Regions from separate parts of the Homo sapiens genome. Here region 2 is linked to region 1. Evidence: read pairs that join two places in POLR2A ChIA-PET (ENCODE). Cell type or tissue: A673. All regions are shown on one strand. Region 1 overlaps PDE4A (phosphodiesterase 4A). Region 2 overlaps RAVER1 (ribonucleoprotein, PTB binding 1).

Region 1 (8,000 bases):
TGGTGGCTCACGCCTGTAATCCCAGCACTTTGGGAGGCCGAGGTGGGTGGATCACGAGGTCAGGAGATCGAGCCCATCCTGGCTAACACAGTGAAAACCCTGTCTCTACTAAACATACAAAAATTAGCCGGGCGTGGTGCCATGTGCCTGTAATCCCAGCTACTGGGGAGGCTAAAACACGAGAACTGCTTGAACCCGGAAGGTGGAGGTTGCAGTGAGCTGAGATCGCGACATTGCACTTCAGCCTGGATGACAGAGCGAGACTCTGTCTCAAAAAATACATAAATAAATAAAATAATTAGCCAGGCATGGCGGCTCTCACCTGTAATCCCAGCTACTAGAGAGACTGAGGTGGGAGAATCACTTAAACCCGGGAGGCAGAGATTGCAGTGAGCTGACATCGTGCCACTGCACACCAGCCTGGGCAACAGAGTGAGACCCTGTCTCAAAATAATAAATAATAAATTGTAAATAATTTGACTTAATAGGCAAATGACTTGAATAGGCATATCTGCAGAAAAGATATTAAAACAGCCAATAAACATATGAAAAAAAATCCTTAACATCACTCATCAGGGAAACGCAAATCAAAAGAAAGAGATACAGGTCTGGTGAGGTGGCTCATGCCTGTAATCCCAGCGCTTTGGGAGGCAAGGTGGGTGAATCACTTGAGGTCAGGAGTTTGAGACCAGCCTGGCCAACATACCGAAACCCTGTCTCTACTAGAAATACAAAAATTAGCTAGGTGTGGTGGTGGGTGCCTATAATCCCAGGTACTTGGGAGGCTGAGGCAGGAGAATTGCTTGAACCCGGGTGGCAGAGGCTGCAGTGAACCAAGATCACGCCACTGCACTCCAGCCTGGGTGACAAAGCAAGACTCCGTCTCAAAAAAAAAAAAAAAAAAAAGGAGATACCATGTCACGCCTATTAGGATGGTTCCTGAAGGGCCTTTTACTTTTGAAGATCTTAGGGTTCCTCCATCCCCTGCATGCAATGCCAAGGAGGGTATTTTGGGGACAGCTGTGTCCTGAGCCACCTTCTCTCCAGGATGCCACTTGTAACTGGCCTTTACCCGTGTCCTGTTTCCCAGTTGCTCTCCCCTCCAGACAGCTGGTCTCTTCACTCCAAGAGAAGGGACTGTGGAGCCAGGAGGCACTCCTACCTCCATCCACCCCGTCTCTCAGCCTCTGACCCGCCTCCTGGGCCTCAGATTTGAGTTCCAGAGACAGACCTTATTGAAGGCCTGGACTCTTCGCATCCCTGAGGTCACAACACCTCCTCTCTCACCTGCTGCACTCTCCATTCCAACCAGGTCTCTCTGCTGCTCCGATTCCTCCCCACTCACAAACAATCCATTCCTACCTGCTGTTGAGAGAACCACTGTAACCCCAATCAAAAATGTTTGTAGGCCAGGTGCGGTGGCTCACGCCTGTAATCCCAGCATTTTGGGAGGCCGAGGCGGGCAGATTACCTGAGGTCCAGAGTTCGAGACCAGCCTGGCCAACACGGTGAAACCCAATCTCTACTAAAAATACAAAAATCAGGTGGGCGTGGTGGCAGGCACCTGTAGTCCCAGCTACTCGGGAGGCTGCAGCCAGATAATTGCTTGAACCCGGGAGACGGAGGTTGCAGTGAACCGAGATCACACCACTGTACTCCAGCCTGGCCGACAGAATGAGACTCTGTCAGAAACCAACCAAACAAACAAACAAAAAACCCTCAAAACAAACAAACACGTAGAATCACCACACAACCGCGCAATCCCACTCCTAGGTCTATCCCCAAAAGAATTGAAAGTGGGGATCTCAAACAGATACATGTACACCCATGTTCACAGCAGCGTAATTCACGATGGCCAAAAGGTAGAAGTGACTGACGTGTCCATCAACAGATGAATGGATCAACAAAATGTGTTATATCCATTGAATGGAATAGAATTCAGCCTTAAAAAGGAAAGGAATTCTGACACAGGCTACAACATGGATGAACCCTGAAAACATTATGCTCAGTGACCCAGCACTTTGGTAGGATGAGGTGGGCGGATCACCTGAGGTTGGGAGTTCGAGACCAGCCTGACCAACATGGAGAAACCCTGTCTCTACTAAAAATACAAAATTAGCCGGGCGTGGTGGCACATGCCTGTAATCCCAGCTACTCGGAGGCTGAGGCAGGAGAATCACTTGAACCTGGGAGGTGGAGGTTGCAGTGAGCCGAGATTGGGACATTGCATTCCAGCTTGGGCAATAAGAGTGAAACTCTGTCTCAAAAACAAACAAACAAACAAAAAAACATTATGCTCAGTAAAATAAGCCAGTCAGAAAAAGACAAATAGTGCACAGGAAATTCCACTTATATGAGGTCCCTGGAGTACTCAAACTCAGAGACAGAAAGTAGAAGAGTGGGTGCCAGCGGCTGGGGGAGATAGGGAAATGGTGTGTTTGTGCTTAAAGTTTCAGTCTGAGAACATTAAAAAGTCCTGGCCAGGTGTGGTGGCTCACGCCTGTAATCCCAGCACTTTGGCAGGCGGAGGCGGGCGGATCACAAGGTCAGGAGAGCGAGACCATCCCGGCCAACATGATGAAACCCCGTCTCTAATAAAAATACAAAAATTAGCTGGGTGTGGTGGTGCGTGCCTGTAATCCAAGCTACTCAGGAGGCTGAGGCACGAGAATCGCTTGAACCCGGGAGGCGAAGGTTGCAGTGAGCCGAGATTGCGCCACTGCACTCCAGCCTGGCGACAGAGCGAGACTCCGTCTCAAAAAAAAAAAAAAAGTCTTGGAGGCTGGGTGAAGTGGCTCACATCTGTAATCCCAGCACTTTGGGAGGCCCACGCGGGAGGATTGCTTGAGCCCAGGAGTTCAACACCAGCCTGGGAAACATGGCAAGGCCCTATCTCTACAAAAAATGAAAAAAATTAGCAAGGCATGATGATGGTGTGCGCCTGTGGTCCCAGCTACTCAGGAGGCTGAGGTGGGAGGATCACCTGAGCCCTGGAGGTATAGACTGCAGTGAGCAGTGATGATGCCACTGCACTCCAGCCTGGGTGATAGAGTGAGACCCTGTCTCAAAAAAAAAAAAAAACAGTCCTGGAGATGGATGGTGGTGATGGTTGCACAACAATGTGAATGTACTTAATGCCACTGAACTATACACTCGAAAATGGATAAAATGGGCCAAGCAGAATGGCTCATTCCTATAATCACAGCACTTTGAGAAGCTGAGGTGGGAGGATCACTTAAGTCCAGGAGTTTGAGACCAGCCTGGGCAACATAGCAAGACCCTGTCTCTACAAAAAATTTAAGTTAGCTGAGCATGGTGGTGCATGTGTATAGTCCCAGCTACTCAAGAGGCTGATGCAAGATGATTGCTTGAGACCAGGATTTGGAGGCTGCAGTGAGCTGTGATCATGCCACTGCACTCCAGACTGGGTGATACAGTGAGACCCTATCTCAAAAAAAAAAGAAAAAGGCCGGGCACGGTGGCTTACGCCTGTAATCCCAACACTTTGGGAGGCCAAGGCGGGCAGATCATGAGATCAGGAGTTCGAGACCAGCCTGACCAACATGGTGAAACCCCGTCTCTACTAAAAATACAAAAATTAGCTTGGCGTGCTGGTGTGCGCCTGTGATCTCAGCTACTCAGGAGGCTGAGGCAGGAGAATCACTTGATCCTGGGAGGTGGAGATTGCAGTGAGCCAAGATCGAGCCACTGCACTGCAGCCTAGGGGATAGTCTCAAAAAACAAACAAACAAAAAAAGCCACTCTTAAGGTTCTTAAGGTGAGATAATCATAGATCATCAGCTTGGACCTTTGATGATAATGTCCATTTATTTATTTATTTATTTATTTTTGAGATGGAGTCTCACTCTGTCACCCAGGCTGGAGTGTAGTGATGTGATCTCAGCTCACTGCAACCTCTGCTGCCGGGCTCAAGCAATTCTCCTGACTCAGTCTCTCGAGTAGCTGGGACTACAGGTGTGCGCCACTACACCTGGCTAATTTTTGTATTTTTAGTAGAGACGGGTTTCACCATGTTGGCCAGGCCAGTCTCGAACTCCTGACCTCAGGTGATCCACCCGCCTCAGCCTCCCAGTGTGCTGGGATTACAGGCGTGAGCCACTGCACCCAGCCAATAGTGTCCATTTGTTGAGCACCTGCTGTGTCCTGGGTGCCAGGTTAGATCCTTTCAGGCATACAGTAATAATAACAAGACATTTATTGAATGCTTGCTGTGTGCCTGGCATTATGAAAGTGCTTTATACACATTAACCGACAGAGGGCTCCAACCCACTCTATAAGTTAACATATAGGTCCTGGTTTTTGTTGTTTTTTTGAGACGGAGTTTCGCTCTTATTGCCTAGGCTGTAGTGCAGTGGCGCCATCTCGGCTCACTGCAACCTCCGCCTCTCAGGTTCAAGAGATTCTCTTGCCTCAGCCTCCCGAGTAGCTGGGATTACAGGCATGTATCACCATGCCCGGCTAATTTTGTATTTTTAGTAGAGACGGGGTTTCTCCATGTTGGTCAGGCTGGTCTTGAACTCCCGATCTCAGGTGATCCACCTGCCTCGGCCTCCCAAAGTGCTGGGATTACAGGTGTGAGCTACTGCGCCTGGCAACATATAAGTCCTGTTAACATTCCCATGGCATAAGGAGACAAGGGGTTGGTGGCTTCATTGTCTGAGAACTGTGTCCTGTCTCCTAAGGTGGATTTTTTTTCAGCTCCAGAGAAGGCGAGAGGAACATAGCTACACACCTCCAACTCCCCGGCCTAGGATTTAAGCTGCAGTTTAGGATGGTGAGACTCTGTTCCCAAGCAGGTGCCCAGCTAGCACATCCTGGCACATCCACCAGCCCCAAGGGACTCAGCTCACGTCAGCAGGAGCCCAGAGGCCTGGATGGGAAGAGGACACTCCCTGGGGCCCTGCTGTTTCTGTTTCAAGACCCGATGTCCCCTGGGCTGAGGGAGGACAGAGGGGAGGGGACAGGGCTATAGAACTGCTGCCTGGGAGCTGGTGGGGATAGGGGAGAGTCAGGGCCAGTGATGCCCCAGAATCAGATCCCTGAGCCATGGAGAGTCACCCCTCCCTGGCTTGCCACTGACTGCTCAGGGTGGCCCAAAGTTAGGCCAGAGGCCACTCCAGCAACATCCCCATGGGACCCAAGGTTGCAACCCAGACACAGGGGTAGCTGCCAGCCTTACATCACAGCCACATGCCCAGACGCTCCATTGGAGGTGAAGTGACCCGCCCAAGACTCCCTCTTAGGCAGGCTAATCATTGTTTTTTGTTTGTTTGTTTGTGTGTGTGTGTGTGTGTGTGTGTGTGTGTTGATACAGGGTCTTGCTCTGTCACCCAGACTGCAGTGCAGTGGGGCGATCATGGTTCACTGCAGCCTCAGCCTCCCAGGCTCAAGCGATCCTCCCACCTCAGCCTCCTGAGTAGCTGGAACCACAGGCGCACACCACCACACCCAGCTAATTTTTTTTTTTAAGCAGAAATGGGGTTTCACCATGTTGCCCAGGCTGGTCTTGAACTCCTAGACTCAAGCAATCTGCTTCCCAAAGTCTCGCCCTCTCAAAATGCTGGGTTTATAGGCATGACCACTGCATCTGGCCTCAGGCTGATCATTTGGTGACACTTTCAGATGAAGTTGCTACCTGTTTCCCCCTCCACGTGGCCCCTAGGCCTTCCCACCAGGGCTTTTGGGAGCATGAAATTGGGCTTGTTGAGGGCTATGCAGCCCAGGGAGAGTCTAGGCCTTGGGGGATGACTACTGCAGGGACTGACGGGACACAAACAAGCTAGGGAGCGGGGGCGGGGGAAACGAACACATTGGTAAAGATTATAATAACAAGAACTATGGCCAGGCGCCGTGGCTCATGCCTGTTGGAGCATCGCTTGAGCCTGGGAAGCAGAGGTTGCAGAGAGCAGAGATGATACCACTGCATCCCAGCCTGGATGATAGAGATGCTGTCTCAAAAAAAAAAAAAAAAAAAAAAAGCTGGGCACAGTGGCTCATGCCTGTAATCCCAGCACTTTGGGAGGCCAAGGCGGGCAGATCACTTGAGGTCAGCAGTTCGAGACCAGCCTGGCCAACATGGGGAAACCTGTCTCTACTAAAAATATAAAAATTAGCCAGGCGTGGTGGCGGGGCGCTTGTAATCCTAGCTACTTGGGAGTCTGAGGCAGGAGAATTGGTTGAACCCAGGAGGCACAGATTGCAGTGAGGCAAGATCGCACCACTGCACTCCAGCCTGGGTGACAGAGTGAGACTCCATCTCAAGAAAGAAAAAAAAAACAAACTTATGTGAAGACCACATGCTAGGCATTGTGCTATACTGTAACATGCATTAATGCTCCATTTTCCAGACAAAGAAACTGAGGCCAGGCACGGTGGCTCACGTCTGTAATCCCAGCACTTTGGGAGGCCAAGGTGGATGGATCACTTAGGGCCAGGAGTTTGAGATCAGCCTGGCCACCATAGAGAAACCCCATCTAAACTAAAAATACAAAAAAATTAGCTGGGCTATGGTGGCATACACCTGTAATGCCAGCTACTTGGGAGGCTGAGGCACAAGAATTGCTTGAACCCGGGAGGCAGAGGTTGCATTGAGCCAAGATCACTCCACTGCACTCCAGCCTGGGTGACAGAGCGAGACCCTGAAAAAAAAAAAAAGGAAGAAAGAGAGAAAGAAGGAAAGAAGGAAAGGAAGAAAGAAAGGAAGGAAGGAAGGAAGAAAGAAAGAAACTGAGGCACATAAAGGATAAATACTATGGTTATTAGTAGCAGAGCATGGATTTCTTTTAAAATTTATTTATTTTGTAGAGATGAGGTTTTACTATGTTGCCCAGGCTGGTCTCAAACTCCTGGGCTCAAGCCATCCTCCCACCTCAGCCTCCCAAAGTGCTGGGATTACAGGCATGAGCCACCACGCCCGGCCTAGAATGTGGATTTGAACCCAGGCAGCTGAGCTACAAAGCTGCGACGAGTGTCTTCCCCCGGGGCGCACAGGGCAGGCAGGCCTGGTGTCTCCCCCGGCTCCCCGTGCTTTTCCACCTGACTCACTTGTAGGTGGTGCCAGGCAGCCTTTATGGAAAGGCCTGGCATTTGCTTTGTGAAGGTCACATGGAGGTTGAAGGCGGGTGCTGGTGTGTGTCTCCCAGGCAGGCGCGTAGTGCCAGGTGACACAGCTCTTTGGGGGGCTGAGTATGTAAGAGACTGGGGGAGAGGGAGGTCTGTGTGCCCCCGGGCATCACACATAGACATCTCTGTGGCATCGCACATCTGCCTGTGTGAGCAGGGGCTGGGTGCTCATGGGTGCCTGTGTGCATCTCTGTGTCTTTATCTGTGTATTTCTGAGTCTGGGTGACTTTATGAGACCGTGTCGCACTGATACTGTGACAGTCCCTGACCCCTGTGTGGGCACGGGGTGCGTTCCTGTGTGTATCTGGTGCAGGTGGGAGTACAGCATACAGGAACATGTGTGGGCCCTGGGTGTGTATTTTTGTGAGAATGTGTCTCACCAAAATACAGTGTCCCCCACTGTGGAGGAACGCAGTGTAGACGAGGATGTGCGAGGGCTGGGCCAGGGTTGCTGTGGTCTGTGTGTCACCTGTGTGTGGCCATGAGTCAACTGCAGGGTCCTCTTGGTGCAGCCAGGAGACCCATACCTAGTACGGTAAACACCAGGTGACCCGGATTGCCCTGTGTGCGGCCCTGTGTGTGTGTCTGTGTTAGAGACCATGGAGCAGGAAAGCAAGAACAAGGCTAGAAACCCCTGAGAATTCTGAGAACTTAAAGGCCACTCACAGCCCCAGCTCAGTCCAGCCTATTCTAAACACCCTCCATGAGACCCAGAATCTCCCCTCCCCACCCCCAACCCAGCTTGGTTTTCAGCCTGGCAGCTCCAGCATGAGAGGGGGTGGGGAAGGTAAGGCTGGAGACACTGAGCCAGGCAGGGACTTAGGGATCTGGTTCTAGGCCAGTGGCCTGGGAGTGGA
Region 2 (8,000 bases), 110 kb after region 1:
TTTTTTTTTTTTTGAGACGGAGTCTCGCTCTGTCGCCCAGGCTGGACTGCGGACTGCAGTGGCGCAATCTCGGCTCACTGCAAGCTCTGCTTCCCGGGTTCACGCCATTCTCCTGCCTCAGCCTCCCGAGTAGCTGGGAATACAGGCGCCTGCCACCGCGCCCGGCTAATTTTTTTGTATTTTTAGTAGAGACGGGGTTTCACCTTGTTAGCCAGGATGGTCTCGATCTCCTGACCTCGTGATCCACCCGCCTCGGCCTCCCAAAGTGCTGGGATTACAGGCGTGAGCCACCGCGCCCGGCCTTGTTGTTATTGTTGTTGACAGTGTCTCCCTTTGTCACCCAGGCTGGAGTGCAGTGGCACACTGCAACCTCTGCCTCCTGGGTGCAAGCAGTTCTCCTACCTCAGCCTCCCGAGTAGCTAGGATTACAGGTGTGCGCCACCACTCCTGGCTAATTTTTGTATTTTTAGTAGAGACAAGGTTTCACCATGTTGGCCAGGCTGGTCTCGAACTCCTGACCTCAGGTGATTCACCCGCCTCGGCCTCCCAAAATGCTGGGATTATAAGCGTGAGCCACCCCGCCCAGCCAGCTAAAGGTATACCCTCTAAGAGCATGTTGCCTGGGTAATAGCACAGTCTGCAGCTAGGTTCTGAATCCCATCTCTGCCAGGTATGAGCAGAATGACCTTGACAAAATTACTGCATCGAGCCTCAGTTTCCTCATTGGTAAAATGGGGGGTGGTAATTGACCTGCCTTCATAGCTGGTGGCAGCTATGAAGCGGCACTGGGTTGCCCCCTTCCATCTCCAGTAACTCCCTGTCTTTTGTCTTGTATCTCCACAGGAAGTACATGACCTGCTCAGTGACTATGAGCTCAAATACTGTTTTGTGGACAAATACAAAGGGACAGGTTTGTGGGGCCATGGGGCGGGCCAGGGCAGGGAGTGACCATCCCTGAAGATGGGAGGGCCTGGCTCACTGTCTGCTGCTCTGAGCTTCAGGCCCAGTATTGCCCCCCAGGCCAACATGGCAGGTTGCCCCAATCTGCCTGTCATCCTGTCATCTTGGGACAGCCTTCATGTTCTCCTTGGAGAACACTGGGCATCGGGCTGATTCTCTTCCTACTCCACTCGCTTGGCATTGAGCTAATTCTTGACAACGTTTGGCCGTGGGTTCATTCTCTTCTTACCCCTCTTGCCTCACTCAGCCAGTCACCCCTGCTTGTGTGGTCTTTTTTTTTTTTTTTTTGAGATGGAGTCTTGCTCTGTCGCCAGGCTGGAGTGCAGTGGCGCGAGCTCGGCTCGCTGCAACCTCCGCCTCCTGGGTTCAGCCCATTCCCCTGCTTCAGCCTCCCGAGTAGCTGGGATTACAGGCATGTGCCACCATGCCCGGCTAATTTTTGTATTTTTAGTAGAGACAGGGTTTCTACCTGGGTGGGTCCAGGTTAACCAGGTGAGGAGGTGGGGCTCAGTGTTCCATGCTCAAGAAACAGCAGCTGCAAAGGCCCCTCTGGAGTGTGCCTGGCGTGGTCCGGGTGGCAGCGGTGAGATGGGAGGGGAGGTCAGCGAGCCCGCACAGGCTGCACTGCACCCTGCAGCTAGAAGCCACAAGATGGATGTGGCGTGATCGTTTTGAACAAAGCTTCCTGCGGCCGCTGGGTGGATCGCAAATCTGGGGCAGCACGTGGCAGCAGGGTTCAGGGGCACTGGTGGCCTGGAAAGGTGGCAGGGGTGGGCAGTGTGTAGAGTGGGCCTCTGGAGTCCGGCTGCCTGGGTTCAAGTCCAGGCTCCCCTACTCGGGGCACAGGGGTGCTGCTCTGGGCCCGTTTCCTCTCTGGCAAAATGGTGATTGTGATGATTAAGTTATATCCATTTGAGAGATGAGGAAACTGATACCCCCAAAGCCACCTGGGGCTTGGGGCTTAAATCTGGGCCCCAGTGAGCATGGGCTTAACCACTGCCCTTGGTATCACCCGAGTGACCCACAGCGTTCTTAGGACAGAGCCAGGCCCACAGTTGGTGAGCGCTGCTGTGGGTGCAGGTGGACGCAGGGCTGGGAGAGGGAGTGGGCTTCGTGGAGCCTAGAGTCAATGGCAGGCGCTCTCGCCTGTGTGAGTCGCCAAGGCTGGCAACTGCTCAGATCAGCAGGCACCTGAGATGCCCAGCATTTGGAGGTCCCACCTGGTTTGCAGGGTGGCGGGGTGGAGGGGCAGGCCCTCAGGGCCCGGCTGACCTCGCACTGCCCTCCTCCCACCGCAGCCTTCGTGACCCTGCTGAATGGGGAGCAGGCCGAGGCCGCAATCAATGCTTTCCACCAGAGCCGCCTGCGGGAGCGTGAACTGTCGGTGCAGCTGCAGCCCACGGATGCCCTGCTGTGTGTGGCCAACCTGCCCCCCAGCCTCACACAGCAGCAGTTCGAGGAGCTGGTGCGGCCCTTCGGCAGCCTGGAGCGCTGCTTCCTGGTCTACAGTGAGCGCACTGGCCAATCCAAGGGCTATGGCTTTGCTGAGTACATGAAGAAGGACTCGGCTGCCCGTGCCAAGTCGGACCTGCTGGGCAAGCCGCTGGGACCACGCACCCTCTACGTGCACTGGACGGATGCCGGGCAACTGACGCCTGCCCTTCTCCACTCCCGCTGCCTCTGTGTGGACCGCCTGCCACCTGGCTTCAACGATGTGGACGCTCTGTGCCGGGCGCTGTCAGCTGTCCACAGCCCCACCTTCTGCCAGGTGAGCCCTGTGGAGAGCATTGGGGAGCAGGTGCCAGGCCCGGAGCACCTGAGAGAGTCTTTGGAGTCATCTGCCTTTTCTTTTTTTTTTTTGAGACAGTCTCACTTTGTCACCCATGCTGGAGTGCAGTGATACAATCTCAGTTCACTGCAACCTCCGCCTCTTTGGTTCAAGCAATTCTCTTGCCTTAACCTCCAGAGTAGCTGGGATTATAGGCGCCCCGCCCCCATGCCTGGATAATTTTTATATTTTTAGTAGAGATGGGGTTTTGCCATGTTGGCCAGGATAGTCTTGAACTCCTGGCCTCAGGTGATCCTCCCAAAGTGCTGGGATTACATGCGTGAGCCACCACACCTGGCCAGGGGATTTGAATCCCTCTGCAGCCTCAGGCCTCACTGTCCCTCTATCAGATGCATGCAAGGCCACTCTTGTAACTATGGATCTCGAGGCTTGCTCACCACTCACCTCCTCATTCGCTGGTACCCTCGTCAAACCTCCCATGGGGTCCCAGACCTGGACCAGGCATTGAGGAGGCTGCAGAGGAGCCCACAGTCTATTTGAGCCTTGAGGTCAGAGACTGAGGCTTTGCCAGATCCCAGCCCCGCCCTCGAGCTCGGGCCAGTCACTGGCTCTCTGATCTGCAGTTTCCCTCCTCCATAAGCAGGGACTCAATACTTGCACAATGGGTTGGCAAAACAGTCCCTTGTTCATTCAAGCCACACATGCCAGGCACTTCTGTGTGTGTGCCTCGCCCTGTAACAGGTGCAGTGGGGCGAGAACAGGCCAGACTCACTCTCTAAGAGCCCCCAGAAGGTCTTGATCCCCAGAGATCCCAAAGGGGACATTCCCCCAGCACTCGCTGTGGACTCTGAGTACGTAACCTTCAGTTGCTTCATCCTGTAGCAACCCTGAGAGGCAGGTATCACTCCCATTTTCAGGTGAGGATACCAAGGCACAGAGGGGTCAAGTAACTTGCCTAGAGTTAAACAGCCAGGGTCTGGCAGAGCTGGGATCAGAACACCGCAGCCTAGCTCCAGAGCTTGGGCCAGTGAGCGGAGGCCAGTGCAGAGGCTTAAAAGGGGTAGGCCTGGCCAGGTGCAGTGACTCACACCTGTAACCCTAACACTTTGGGAGGCTGAGGCGGGCGGATCCCTCGAGCCCAGGAGTTCGAGACCAGCCTGGGCAATATGGTGAAATCCTCTCTATACAAAAATTAGATAGGTATGATGGTGTGCCTGTAGTCCCAGCTACTCAGGAGGCTGAGGTGGGAGGATTGCCTGATTCTGGGAGTCCGAGGCTGCAGTGAGCCATGATCGCACCACAGCACCATGACACTACAGCCTGAGCAACAGAGCTAGACCCTTATCTCAAAAACAGAGAGACAGTCCTGGGCTCGGACCCCCAGCTCTGTGGGCTTGAGTGGGTCCCTCTCGTGTAAGTGGGGTATTGGTGCCCCATTTAAACTAGGTGTCTGTTGGGAGGCAGAGGCAGGAGGATCACTCGAGACCAGGAGTTCAAGACTAGCCTGGGCAAGATAGTGGGACACCATCTCTATATTTAAAACAAGAAACAGGCTGGGTGAGGTGGCTCATGCATGTAATCCCAGCACTTTGAGAGGCCGAGGCAGGTGGATCACTTGAGGTCAAGAGTTCAAGACCAGCCTGGCCAACATGGTGAAACCCTGTCTCTACTAAAAATACAAAAAAAATTAGCCAGGTGTGGTGGTGCAGGCCTGTAATCCCAGCTACTCAGGAGGCTGAGGCAGGAGAATCGCTTGTACCTGGGAGGTGGAGGTTGCAGTGAGCTGAGATCACGCCACTGTACTCCAGCCTGGGTGACAAAGCAACACTGCATCTCAAAAACAGAAAAAAAAAAAAAAAAAAAAACAGGCCAGGCGCAGTGGCTCACGCTTGTAATGCCAGCTCTTTGGAGGCCGAGACGGACGGATCACCTGAGGTCAGGAGTTTGAGACCAGCCTGACAAACATGGAGAAATCCCGTCTCTACTAAAAATACAACAAAAAAAAAAAGGTAGCCAGGCATGGCGCCACGCGCCTGTAATCTCAGCTACTCAGGAGGCTGAGACAGGAGAATTGCTTGAACCCAGAAGACTGCGGTTGCGGTTAGTGGAGATCGTGCCGCTGCACTCCAGCCTGGGCGACAGAGCGAGACTCCGTCTCAAAGAAACAAAAAAAACAAAAACTGAGTATCCATGAGCCACGGGAACCCCCTCTCTGTTTACTTATCATTCATCCATTCTGCTGCTTTCTCTTGGACACCTGCTACGTACCAGGCCTGCTATGTACCAGGCCGCCTGTGCGGGCTCAGGACAGAAGATGAGTTAGCACAATGGCCTCACCTTTCTTTTATTTTATTTTATATTTTTTTAAGACAGAGTCTTGCTCTGTCACCCAGTCTGGAGTGCAGGGGCGCGATCTTGGCTCACTGCATCCTCCGCCTCCTGGGTTCAAGTGATTCTCCAGCTTCAGCCTCCCGAGTAGCTGGGATGACAGCGCCTGACACCACACCCAGCTAATTTTTGTGTTTTTAATAGAGATGGGGTTTCGCCGTGTTGGCCAGGCTGGTCTTGAACTCCTGACTTCAGGTGATACACCTGCCTCGGCCTCCCCAAGTGCTGAGATTACAGGTGTGAGCCACTGCGCTGGCCTGGCCTTACCTTCTTATGTGGAGATCAAAGGTCACAGGGTCATGACCAGCTACAGGTACTCTCCTAGCCTGTTTCCACATCTCAAAATGGGGCTGGCAGTGCTTCATGATCAGGTTGTTGTGAACAGCTGCCCATTCATTCCTCCACTCGAACATTCACTAAACTTAATTTTTTTTTTTTTTGAGACAGGTTCTCAATCACCCAGGCTGGAGGAGTACACTCCGGCCTCGACCTCCTGGGTTCAAGAAATCCTCCTACCTTGGCCTCCCATGTAGCTGGGGAACTACAGGAATGCATCACCATGCCCAGCTGATTTTTAAAATTTTATGTAGAGGCCGGGCACAGTGGCTCATGCCTGTAATCCCAGCACTTTGGGAGGCTGCGGCGGGCAGATCACTTGAGGTCAGGAGTTCGAAACCAGCCTGGCCAACATGGTAAAACCCTGTCTCATGGCACGGTGGCTCACGCCTGTAATCCCAGCACTTTGGGAGGCCGAGGTGGGTGCATCACGAGGTCTGGAGATCGAGGCCATCCTGGCTAACATGGTGAAACCCTATCTCCATTAAAAATACAAAAAAAAAAATTAGCTGGGTGTGGTGGCATGTGCCTGTGGTCCCAGCTATTTGGGAGGCTGAGGCAGAAGAATCACCTGAACCTGGGAGACAGAGGTTGTGGTGAGCCAAGATCCCACTACTGCATTCCAGTCTGGGTGGCAGAGCGAGACTCCGTCTCAAAAAAAACAAAACAAAAAACAAAAACCCTGTCTCTATTAAAAATAGAAAAAAAATTAGCCAGGCGTGGTGGTAGGTGCCTTTAATCCCAGCTACTCGGGAAGCTGAGGCAGGAGAATTGATTGAACCAGGGAGGTGGAGGTTGCAGTGAGCCAAGATCATGCCACCGCACTCCAGCCTGGGCAACAGAGCGAGACTCCCTCAAAAAAAAAAAAAATTATGTGAAGATGGGGTCTCCCTATGTTGCCCAGGCTGGTCTGAAACTCCTGTGCTCAAACGATCCTCCTGCCTTTGCCTCCCAAAGAGCTGGGATTATAGATTCGAGCCACTGGGCCTGGTCTCACCAAACATTTGTTGAGCATCTGATGAGTAGCAGGCGTTGAAGTGATGTCCTCCGAGGAGCCCACCTTTAATGTTAGGTGACCCAGCTGAATGGAGGGTGGGCTTGACAGTGAAGCAGCTTGAGGTTCACACATCAGTCCCTCGACTTAGGAATTGTGTGGCCTTGATCACTCTGTGACCCCTCTGAGTCTCTCTCTGTTCATCCCTAAGATGGGTGTGTTTATGGCCGGGCACAGTGGCTCACGCCTGTAATCCAGCACTTTGGGAGGCCAAGGCAGGCGGATCGCTTGAGGTCAGGAGTTCAAGACCAGCCTTGCCGACATGGTGAAACCTCATTTCTACTAAAAATACAAAAATTAGCTGGGCGTGGTGGTGCACACCTGTAATCCCAGCTACCAGGAGGCTGAGGCAGGAGAATCACTTGAACCCAGGAGGTGGAGGTTACGGTAAGCTAAGTTCACATCACTGCACTCCGGGGTGACAGAGCAAGACTCTGTCTCAAAAAAAACAAAACAAAACAAAAGCCGACAGGTTTGGTTATGGGAGATCTGTGCCCAGACCTTGGCACAGGGCGTGGGCAGAGGTGAAGGGCTGCTACCTGCACCTTTGCTGCCCGGGCATTCAGCAAGTGCCGGTGCCCAGCCCAACCACTTCCCTTAGCACTGCTACCTGGCTTGGCCACTGTCTGGAACGAGAGCCCTTCCTTCCCCACCCGTTGCTGATTATCTCTTTTTTTTTTTTTTTTTTGAGATGGAGTTTTGCTCTTGTTGCCCAGGCTGGAGTGCAGTGGCGCGATCTCGGCCCACCGCAACCTCTGCCTCACAGGTTCAAGTGACTCTCTTGCCTCTGCCTCAGCCTCCCAAGTAGCTGGGAATACAGGCATGTGCCACCACGCCTGGCTAATTTTGTATTTTTAGTAGAGACGGGGTTTCTCCATGTTGGTCAGGCTGGTCTCGAACTCCCGACCTCAGGTTATCTGCCCGCCTCGGCCTCCCAAAGTGCTGGGATTACAGGTGTGAGCCACCGCATCCGCCCGTGGCCTTGGCTTTGTTGGTGAGGTGGCTCCCAGCTCCGCCCTCCCTCCAGCTGTGTGGCCTTGGGTGCGCTGACCTCTCCGTGCCTCAGTTGCCTTCTCTGAGAAATGGGTATGATGCAGCCTCCCAGGGTCATTGGGAAAATCAGATGAGCTGATGCAGGAATGAGGCACAGGGCAGTGGAGGCCTGGCGTGGAGTTCACCCTTATGGGGCAGCTGAGTCTGGTTACGGTTGTCACTTCCCGGGGTGGTGCAGTCACTGCTGCCCAGATGCTCATGACTGCCTGCCTTCCTCCGGCAGCTGGCGTGCGGCCAGGATGGGCAGCTGAAGGGCTTCGCGGTGCTGGAGTATGAGACGGCTGAGATGGCGGAGGAGGCACAGCAGCAGGCGGACGGCCTGTCCCTGGGGGGCAGCCACCTGCGAGTCTCCTTCTGCGCCCCTGGGCCCCCCGGCCGCAGTATGCTGGCCGCTCTCATCGCTGCCCAGGCCACGGTGAG

Evidence for each region. ChIA-PET counts read pairs that join two places held together with the same protein. Peaks named below come from ENCODE experiments on the same cell type or tissue, not always from the same donor. Only the 100,000 strongest peaks of a DNase experiment are listed, where the experiment ranks them.
Region 2: POLR2A ChIA-PET joins it to region 1 with 7 read pairs; 5 of 35 experiments call an interaction of 5 or more read pairs at or near these places.

Annotation. Positions count from the first base shown.
Region 1 is chr19:10,432,889-10,440,888 of GRCh38, reverse strand. The region is part of intron 1 of PDE4A (phosphodiesterase 4A); the gene reads right to left. Among named protein-coding and RNA genes, the nearest start is that of PDE4A, 16 kb to the right of the region's middle. RefSeq lists enhancers at 4,323-4,392, 4,601-5,100, 7,646-8,000. In A673, a CTCF peak has its summit at 4,250 (motif pointing right); a DNase peak (open chromatin) is centred at 4,278; H3K27ac peaks cover 1,467 bases.
Region 2 is chr19:10,323,370-10,331,369 of GRCh38, reverse strand. RAVER1 (ribonucleoprotein, PTB binding 1) reads left to right here. Exons shown (of 13, transcript NM_133452.3): 2 at 844-910; 3 at 2,259-2,728; 4 at 7,804-7,995. Among named protein-coding and RNA genes, the nearest start is that of RAVER1, 6.2 kb to the left of the region's middle. In A673, no CTCF peak of the experiment used is centred here; no DNase peak of the experiment used is centred here.